Linked DNA regions of Homo sapiens: region 2 is linked to region 1. A link is a loop called in an ENCODE intact Hi-C map of the cell type or tissue named here. Cell type or tissue: heart left ventricle. All regions are shown on one strand.

The links. Hi-C counts contacts between places; a loop is a spot of excess contacts. Peaks named below come from ENCODE experiments on the same cell type or tissue, not always from the same donor. Only the 100,000 strongest peaks of a DNase experiment are listed, where the experiment ranks them.
Region 2: it touches region 1 in a loop (2.7-fold over the local background); 4 of 110 quality-filtered maps call a loop at or near these places.

What each region holds. Positions count from the first base shown.
Region 1 is chr4:56,062,412-56,067,411 of GRCh38, forward strand. All of the region lies in intron 1 of CRACD (capping protein inhibiting regulator of actin dynamics), which reads left to right. Among named protein-coding and RNA genes, the nearest start is that of CRACD, 16 kb to the left of the region's middle. In heart left ventricle, no CTCF peak of the experiment used is centred here; no DNase peak of the experiment used is centred here.
Region 2 is chr4:56,292,536-56,297,535 of GRCh38, forward strand. All of the region lies in intron 3 of CRACD (capping protein inhibiting regulator of actin dynamics), which reads left to right. Among named protein-coding and RNA genes, the nearest start is that of AASDH, 92 kb to the right of the region's middle. In heart left ventricle, no CTCF peak of the experiment used is centred here; no DNase peak of the experiment used is centred here.

The DNA of each region.
Region 1 (5,000 bases):
TGTGAACATTCATCTTGGCCCTAAACCTTTTTCCCTGGTGATACGAAATGGTTCAGCAGTAATCAGCAGCAGAAAGGTATGCTTAAAACCGGCTTGTTCTTTATGTGAGATACCAGGTTGAGCAAACTGGATTTACCTTTCATTGAGGATTATTCACATGGAATTTTAAACTGATTTCCTGCAAATTCTGTCCACAGTGTTGGGAAGCTAGAGTGGTAGACTGTAGTTTCTGAGCTAACATAAGATCTGATCTCTGACCTTCTGCTGACGTGGAATCCAGGTTATGTTGCCTTGTTTCCTTGGATGGGAGTTCACAGCCAGTGAAACTAGCCCTGACTGAATTATTTAATTCATCTTCTCCTTGAAGACGGTTGCAAGGAGTTTTTATAGAACCGAATGCCTTACAAATTTGGGGCTTGCAAATGTATTTCTGTTCTTTCTTCATTTTCCCTTTTGCTGAAGATAGAAACACCTCCTGGGTCTTTGGTTCAGCCTGCTGTTGTTTACAGTCCCTGCTGTAGATTACCTCACTCTGCCAGTCCCTGTCGTAATGTGATTTATCTTTTTAAAATTAAATTCTCATCATAATTCCCTCAGGCATCTGTCTTCCTCAGAATGTTTAGTTATTTCATATAGAACTTAAGCAAGGAAGGAAGAAAGGAAAGGAAGGAAGAGAAGAAGGAAAGAAGAAAAGAAGTTCTGTTTGGATACTGTGCTAACAGGTCATATTGGGCTTGCTTATTAGATCTGCATTTCTAGTATTCTTGTTTTTTCCCTTCAAATAATAATTTTTTTTTTTTGAGACAGGGCCATGCTCTGTTGCCCAGGCTGGCATGCAGTGGTGCGATCATGGCTTACCACAGCCTCGACCTCTTGGGCTCAAGTGACCTTCTGCCTCAGCCGCTCAAGTAGCTGGGATCATAGGTGTGAACCACTGTGCCCAGCCAAAAAAATTTTTTATTGTGGTAAAATATATATAACAAAAATTACCATCGTAAACATTTTTAAGTGGACAGTTCATTGGCATTAAGTACATTCACAGTGTCAAGCAGGCATCACCACTGTCCATTTTCAGAACTTTTTCATCATCTCAACTAGAAATTCTGAACCCATTAAACAGTAACTCCTCATTGTTTACCAGGGGCAGCCCCTGGTAACTTCTGTTCTATTTTCAGTCTCTGTGAATTTGCCTATTGTATAACTGGGATCTCATGTAAGTGGGATCGTAGAATGTTTGGCCTTTTGCGTCTCATTTCAGGTCACATGCTTTTAAGGTTCATCCATGTTGTAGCATCAGATTCCATTGTATGACTTTTTAAAAAAAAATGAAATTTTCTGTTGATGGATATTTGGGTTGTTTCTGCCTTTGGGCTACTCTGAGTAATGCTGCTATGAACATTGGTGTACAGGTATCTGAGTTCTGCTTTCTATCCTTTTGGATATATATGAAGGAATGGAATTGCTGGATCAAATTGTAATTTTATGCTTAACATTTTGAGGACCTGCTAAAGTGTTTTCTGCAGCAACTGCACCATTTTACCTTCCCAACAGCAATGCACACACAGCATTTCAATTTCTCTATATCCTCACCAATTCTTGTTGTTTCCTGCCTTTTGATAATAGCCATCCTAATGGATGTGAAGTGGTGTCTCAGTTTGGTTTTGATTTGCAGTTCCCTGATGACTAATGATGTTGGCATATTTTTGTGTGCTTATTGACCATTTGTATAGCTTCTTTGGAGAAACGTCTGTTCAAGTCCTTCACCCATTTTTGAATGGGGTTGTTTATTTGTTGTCGAGTTGTGGGAATTGTTTATGTATTCTGGGCATCAGTCACTTGCCAGATACATGATTTGCAAATTTCTTCCATTCTGTAGGTTGTCTTTTCATTGTCTGGATAGTGTTCACATGTTTTCTTAACTATAATATTTAGTTATCCATGAATGTGAAAGAGGATTAATGTAAAAAGCAAGCAGCAAACACAAACTTAGCTGTTCTAGTAGGCTTTATAATGATACCTTGCATTACGGTGGACCAGCACACTTTTCAAAGCTCTTTCATATACCTGATCTCATTTTAGGGTTAGCCAAGTCTTCTTCCCTACTCCTGCAGAAATTTGCCTTTTTCCAAAGCCAGACATTTTGCTTGTTCTTATAACCTTCTTGTCTCCCACCTTCTCTGGGAACTGTGGTCTGAGATTATCTCCTTTCTCTTCACTGTTTCTTTCCCTTTTCATTATGAATATCCTTAGGCTTCACCTATTGTTAAAAAAATACTCCTTGATCTTACTCCCTCTTTTTTCTTTCACTCCCTCACACATTGTTCACATGTGTAGCTTCGAGTCTCTACCTTAACTTTTAAATTCTCTACTAATTCTTTGTTTCATTCATTCTCTCATCTTGAAGTGAAACTGCTTTCTACAGATTCATCGAAGTTTCACCCACAGCCCCCAAAATACAGTGCCCTCTTAGTGATCTGTATCTGGACATGGACGGGTCCCAAATGTCTGCAGTGATTCTTCCCCCTCGAAGATGGCTAGTCATGGGAGTTTTGGCCTTGTAGTTCAAGATGACCAGCTGTGGTTGCAGGGCAGTGGGTGGAGGAGAAAAGCCACGTGCAGCAGGATTAGAACTCTCAGAAGTGCCTCTGGAACCTCTTGCCATGAGTCTTTTTTAAATTTTTTTATTTTTTTTTTGAGATGGAGTCTTGCTCTGTCGCCCAGGCTGTAGTGCAATGACATGATCTCAGCTCACTGCAACCTCCACCTCCCAGGTTCAAGCAATTCTCCTGTCTCAGCCTCCCGAGTAGCTGGGACTATAGGCTCATGCTACCATGCCCAACTAATTTTTGTATTTTTAGTAGAGATGGGGTTTCACCATATTGGTCAGGCTGGTCTCAAAATCCTCACCTCAGGTGATCCACCCACCTCAGCCTCCCAGAGTGCTGGGATTACAGTCGTGAGCCACTGCGCCCAGCACCATGAGTCTTTATGATCACTCAGGGACTGTTACTTTCCGAGATTCACCACCTGCCCTCTGTAGTTACTTGTTTGTGGGGCGAGGCTTCTGGGAGAAGTATCTTAGCCTTTTCCTTGTTGTCATGCAGGTAAGCCCTGACTCCTTGGTAGTATCTGCAACCTCCGGTGAGGTACAGGGTATACCACTTCAACTTCAGCTAAGTGTGCACTGACTGTCTTGGTTTACTTGCTGGGCTCATGGCCAGCTGGTTTTTTTGTTGTTGTTGTTATTGTTATTTTTAATTGTGGTGAAATATACATGACATACACTTTACTATTTTACCCATTTTTAAGTGTACTATTCAGTGGGATTAAGTATGTTCAGTGTTATCTAACCATCATCACTGTCCATCCCTGAACTTGTTCATTATCCCAAACTGAAACTCTATACCTGTTAAACAATGGGTTTACCTATCATCCCCTCCCCTCAGCCCCTGGCAATCTCTATTCTACTTTCTGTGTCTATGAATTTGCCTATTCCTGATTCCCTCATGTAAATGGGGTCATTCAATATGTGTCCTTTTGTATCTGACTGGTTTCATATGGCATCATCTTTTCAGGGTTTATTCACGTGGTAGCATCTATCAGAACTGTATTCCTTTATTCATGGCTGAATAATATTCCATTGTATGGATATATCACATTTTATTTATCCATATTCATCTGATGATGGACATTTGGGTTGTTTCTGCCTTTTATCAATTGTGAACAGTGCTTCAGTCAGCTAGTTCTGAGGATGCTCCCAGGATGCTCTACATTGCAGGGCAGATGCTGTGGCTCTCCGTAACACCCCCAGGCAGCCACTGCGTTGGTTAGTTTTGAATACCCCAGCAACAGATAGGAAATCTCACAACTGTATTATTACTTCTCTTTTTAAGGGTTTTTTGGAGCATTCTTAAGTACATCAAAACTCAGCATTCTACACGAGGAGTTTTTCATCATAGCTTGTGGTCAGAAGCTTATCTAAAATCACAGGTGTGGTGGCTCATGGCTGTAATCCAAGCACTTTGAGAGGCTGGGGTGGGAGGATCACTTAAGTCCAGGAGGTTGAGGCTACAGTGAGCTATGTTCATGCCACTGCACTCCAGCTTGGGTGACAGAGCGAGACCCTGTCTCAGAACTAACTAAATAAACAAATACATGAATTAAATAAATAAATAAAATTGTAATTGCAGTCCTCATTCTGTCATATGGGGAAGAGAAGCAGGTGGCAGGTAGAGAATAGTGGTGGTGACACTCCCTGGTAAACAGGATTGTTCTGCTCTGGCCCTATATGTCTGCCTAGAACCCTTTAGCTCTCCCCACCACACCACACAGACAGTACACAAAGTACAGGGAAGGCCTGTCTCAGTTCTATGCCCATGGAAGAGGCTGTATAAATAGCCTGCTGAATCCTGCAGGAAATAATGAATGAATGAATGCGTGTTCATGGGGTAGGTGGGTATTATATGTGACTGAAAAACAGTCTAGAAGAGGAAAGAAGATGGTGATAGGAGAAAGCAGGGAAAAGTAAATGGCTTAAGACAATGGAGAGTAAAGATCAGAGCCAGATGCATTTAAATTAATTAATTAATTCTTAATTAATTCTTAATTTAAAGAATTAGCCAAGATGGTTCAGAGGGAAAGTTGCAAAATAGAACAGGGCTTGCCTAGGTCCCAAGATTATACAAGAGCCTTTTGCATTTTCAGGAAAGAATGGAAGTCTTCTTCTAGGAGCCTCTGTTTCTTATAGAATATTAGGAATAGAAAATGGGAATCCAGAAGAGAAAAAAAAAATAAGACAAAACTAAGATAGATGATTCTTCTGCACAGAAAATCCAGAAGAAGGAGAAGAGGATTTATTAGAGGTGGGGAAGGTGAGAAAGGCTGAGTATTACAGATAAGGAGCTCTTGTGGGCGGCTAGTGCGACTTTGTGCTGAAGAATCTGGCCTGCCCCAAAACATGCCACATAATATTCAAATTTTGATCATTTGATTCACTTCTT
Region 2 (5,000 bases), 230 kb after region 1:
TTTTTTTGAGACAGAGTCTTGCTCTGTCGCCCAGGCTGGAGTGCAGTGGCACAGTCTCGGCTCACTGCAACCTCCACCTCCCGGGTTCACACCATTCTCCTGCCTCAGCCTCCCGAGTAGCTGGGACTACAGGCGCCTGCCACCACGCCCAGCTAATTTTTTGTATTTTTAGTAGAGACAGGGTTTCACCGTGTCAACCAGGATGGTCTCCATCTCTTGACCTCGTGATCCACCTGCCTCGGCCTCCCAAAGTGCTGGGATTACAGGCGTGAGCCACCGCGACTGGCCACCTCTAAAATTTTTGAGGCATGATGTGTGAAGTCTAATTAAAAATTACCAAGCATCTAAGAAACAGACCACAAGAAAAACAAGATAATAGACAGAGACCTAAAGGTGACCTAGATGTTGGAGTTTCAGATAGACTTTCAAATAATTGTGATTAATATATTCAAGAATATAGTTTACAGGATGGAGAATTTCAGCAGAGAACTTAAATTTATTAAACAATTAAGTGGAAATTTGAGATCTAAAATATACTTCTGAAATTAAGAACTCAGCAGATTGGACTTAAAGAGAAAATTAGTGAACTGGAAGCAGGTCCATAGAAATATCCAGTCTGAATCATATTGAGTAAAAAGAATGGTAGCTATAATAATGAGAATAAAAGTTATGTGGCTTGTAGTTAAAAGGGTTTAACATGGGAGGATCAGAGAGAGATTAGAGGAAAAATGGGGCACAACAGTATTTAAGAGATAAAGGCTGAGAATTTTCCAAAGCTGATGAAAGACATCAAGCTACAGATTTTAGAAGCATTGTGTAACCCAAGCTGAATAAATTAAAAGAAGCTCACACCCTGCTACACCAGAGTAAAACTGCTAAAAAACAAAGATAAAGAGGCTAACTTTAAAATCAGCTATAAATGAAAGATAGCTGTATTAGTGTGCTCTTGCACTGCTCTGAAGAAATACCTGAGACTGGGTAATTTATAAAGAAAAGAGGTTTAATTGGCCGTGATCCTGCATGCTGTACAGGAAGCATAGTGGCTTCCACTTCTAAGGAGGCCTCAAGAAGCTTCCAATCATGGCAGAAGGCAAAGAGGGAGTGAGGTGTTTCACATGGCAGGAGCAGGAGCAAGAGAGAGCAAGGCAGGAGGTGCTGCATGCTTTTAAACAACAGGATCTTGCAAGAACTCACTCACTACCATGAAAATAGCACCAAGGGGATTATGCTGAACCGTTCATGAGAAATCCATCCCCATGATCCAGCCACCTCCCACCATTGGAGACTACAATTTGACATGAGATTTGTCGGGGACACAGATCCAAACCATATCAGTAGATCATGTGTCTTTTCAAAGATGCAGTAATACAAGCTTATCTACAAAAATTCTATGCTTCAGGTGTTCAGGTGTTCAGGTGTGGTGGCTTATGCCTGTAATTCCAGCACTTTGGGAGGCTAAGGTGGGAGGATTGCTTGAGGCAGGAGTTCCAGACCAGACTAGGGAAGATGGCAAGAACTCATCTCTACAAAAAATTTTAAAAGTAGCCAGGTATGCTGGCATGAGCCTGTAGTCCCAGCTACTTGGGAGACTGAGGCAGGAGGATCCCCTGAATCCAGGAGTTCAAGGTTGCCCAGCAGCTATGATTTAGCCACTGCACTCCAGCCTTGGTGACTGAGACCCTGTCTTAAAAAAAAAAAAAAGAATCAGCAGTCATGTTATTATAATTGATAAATAAACTTAGCAAAGTCTCTGGTTATAAGATCAATATATAAAAATAAGTTACATTTTATATCCACTAATTAAAAAATTAGAAAATAGAAATTTTAGTCTATACCATTTACAATAAATTCAGAAACACCAAATATATAAGAATAAACCTATCAAAATATGTACAAGACCTCTATACAGAAAACTTCAACACATTTGTTAAGAGAAATTAAAGATGATATAAATACATGAGGAGTCAGCCCATGTTCATGGATTAAAAGATTCAATATTGTAAAAACATCAGTTTAAAAAGTTATAGATTTAATGCCATCTAAAAGCAATCTCAATAGTATATTCATGTATGTGTATATGTATAAATTTATGTAGAAGCCAGGTGTGGCGGCTCACGCCTATAATCCCAGTACTTTGGGAGGCCAAGGTGGGCTGATCACTTGAGGCCAGGAGTTCTATACCAGCCTGGCCAACATGGCAAAACCCCATCTCTACCAAAAATACAAAAATTAACCAGGCGTGGTGGTGGGCACCTGTAATCTGAGCTACTTGGGAGGCTGAGGCAGGAGAATTGCTTGAACCCAGAAGGTGGAGGTTACACTAAGCCGAGATCATGCCACTGCACTCCAGCCTGGGTAGCAGAGCAAGACCTTGTCTCAAAAAAAAAAAAAAAAAAAAAGTAAAAAGAAAAAAAAGAAAAGAAAAGAAAGAAAGAAAAAAACCCAGAAAACCAGAGCTGAAAAACTTAAACTACTAGATATCAAGACTCCTTAAAAAGCTACAGCAATTAAGATAGTGTGTTATTGGTATAAAAACAGGTAAGTAAAAAAAGTAAAAACAAAACAACAACAACAAAAAACAGACAAGTAGACCAGTGGAACAGAGGCCAGAAAAAATTATAATATAGACAGTTACTTAATTTATAGCAAATTGCTCATTGTCTTCAAACCTTAGTTTCCTTGTCCATAAAACAGCCTTACTAACAGTGCCTACCACATAAGTTTTAAATATTATATATCAAAAAGATTCTGATATTATGTTAAAGAGGTTAGCATATATGCAAGATACATCACAAGTGTCCAATAAAATTTAGCTAGGATAAATGTTACCACTGTGACCACCACTATTATAATTACTACTACTGCTATTATTACTTTTCATTTTCTCTATTTTTCAATATGATCATCTGGAAGTGAGTAATGAATGGACATCAGATCTTTGCCGGCAACAGGAATGTTTGGAGTTCAACACCAAAGAGCAGGAGAGTGCCAATTCTTAGCCTATGTGGAAAAATAAATCAGGGGGATAGACTTCATGACGCAGTCAAGGTTGACTTAGAAACTGGAATGGAACTTAGCCTAGCACTGGTGTATTCTGTACACACAACTGTGAGAAATTAGTAAACATATATATATATATATATATATATATATATATATATATATATATATATATATGCCCTTTGCAAAAATACAATGTAGAAATGAAGTCATTTACCCCTTCTCTCAACTGAGTCATAACCAGGGATCTGAAAAAGAAGTTTAGACAGAGAATATTCAGAAGTGCGATTCCACAACTTCAAATGAAAAGTTTATTTCATAACATTTTTAGGTGAACTTGGAAGCTCAGTTTGTGACATAGGTCCCAGGTTCTTTGAGGACAGGGAGATCATAACATATTAATCTCCCTGCATGTTTCCTAAAAGAGTGCCTCATATTTCATAAAGGGAATTGCTGCTATATGGTGCCCTGGGTTATTTAGCTGAAGACGTATGCCTTATTCTAGCTATTTAGTGTCTTCAACCCTCTCACAGTCCAGGCCCCATGGCATCTGCACCGTCTTCCTCTCCCATACCCTGTGTCACTCATGATGGCAATACTATATGACCTTCTACCACTTTAAAATATGGCAGCTGGCTGGCATGAGATTATTCTCAGCAGATCTGAGTTCAGTTTCTCACTCTACTCCTTCAATTTGGATGTCTTTATATAAGTTATTTACTCTCTGAGTTTCATCTGTCACAAGATGGTGATGATGGGGATTAAATGAGATAATGAAAGTAAAACTCCACACAGTTTTTTTTTTAAATCAAAGTAAGGGTTGATGTTTATAATAATTATTATTATTGCCTAAGATCACATAGCCAGGAGGCTCACATCCAAGTCTTTCATTTGTAAACCTCGCACACTTTTACACCGTGCTGCCTGTAATTTAGCAAACTAGATGATAAAATTTGGTAATTAGTCTTCCCAACTGGGTCTAGACTTGGGCAGATAACAAGTACAGCTGCCCCAGGACCTTGCCCACTGCATTCTGTAATTCAGTTCGGAGGCACTGCCTGGGAACACCTGCCCCCAACGCTGGCTATTCTTTCATGCACTTGGTCACTGAGAAAACCCCAGTAGGGGCCCCTTTCTGGGGAGGGGAAGGAGGAGGTTGTGCTCTCTCTCCCCTCCAAGTGCTGCCTGTGTTGCCTGGCATTGTGGCAATGTGCATGCCTTGCTGCTCTTCCTGCCCCTGTGAGGAGCTGGCAGCCTCAGTGTGTACTCTTTCCCAGAGATAAGTTAGTTTCCAAGATCAAGTAGGGAACAGTTTGCTTCCTTACTGCTATCTTACTCGCTTACTTCTGCTGCTTCCTCTTTGTGCATTTCTTTTTTTTTGTTTGTTTTTTTTTTTTTTTGAGACTGAGTCTCGCTCTGTCTCACCTAGGCTGGAGTGCAGTGGCGCAATCTTGGCTCACTGCAATCCCCGCCTCCCGGGTTCAAGCGATTCTCCCATCTGAGTCTCCCAAGTAGCTGGGATTATAGGCGCCAGCCATCATGCCCGGCTAATTTTTTTGTTTTTGTTTTTGTTTTTTTGGTATTTTTAGTAGAGACGGGGTTTCACCATATTGCCCAGGCTGGTCTCGAACTCCAGACCTCAGGTGATCTGCCTGCCTCTGCCTCCCAAAGTGCTGGGCTTGGCATGAGCCACCGTGCCTGGCTGTCTTTGTGCATTTCACACGGCTTATACCTCATTGTCTGGTAGAAGTCCAGACTTCCTCCAAGTCCAGACTTTCAACTAAAAAGTGTTTTAGCTGGGCTTAGTGGCTCATGCCTGTAATGCCAGTGCTTTGTGAGGAAGCCAGGAGTTCAAAACCAGCCTGGGTAACATAGCAAGACCCCAGCCCTACAAAAAATAATATAAATTAGCTGGATGTGGGAGCAGATGTCTGTATTCCTAGCTACTCTGCAGGATCACTTGAGCCCAGGAGTTTGAGGCTACATTGGGCCATGATCAC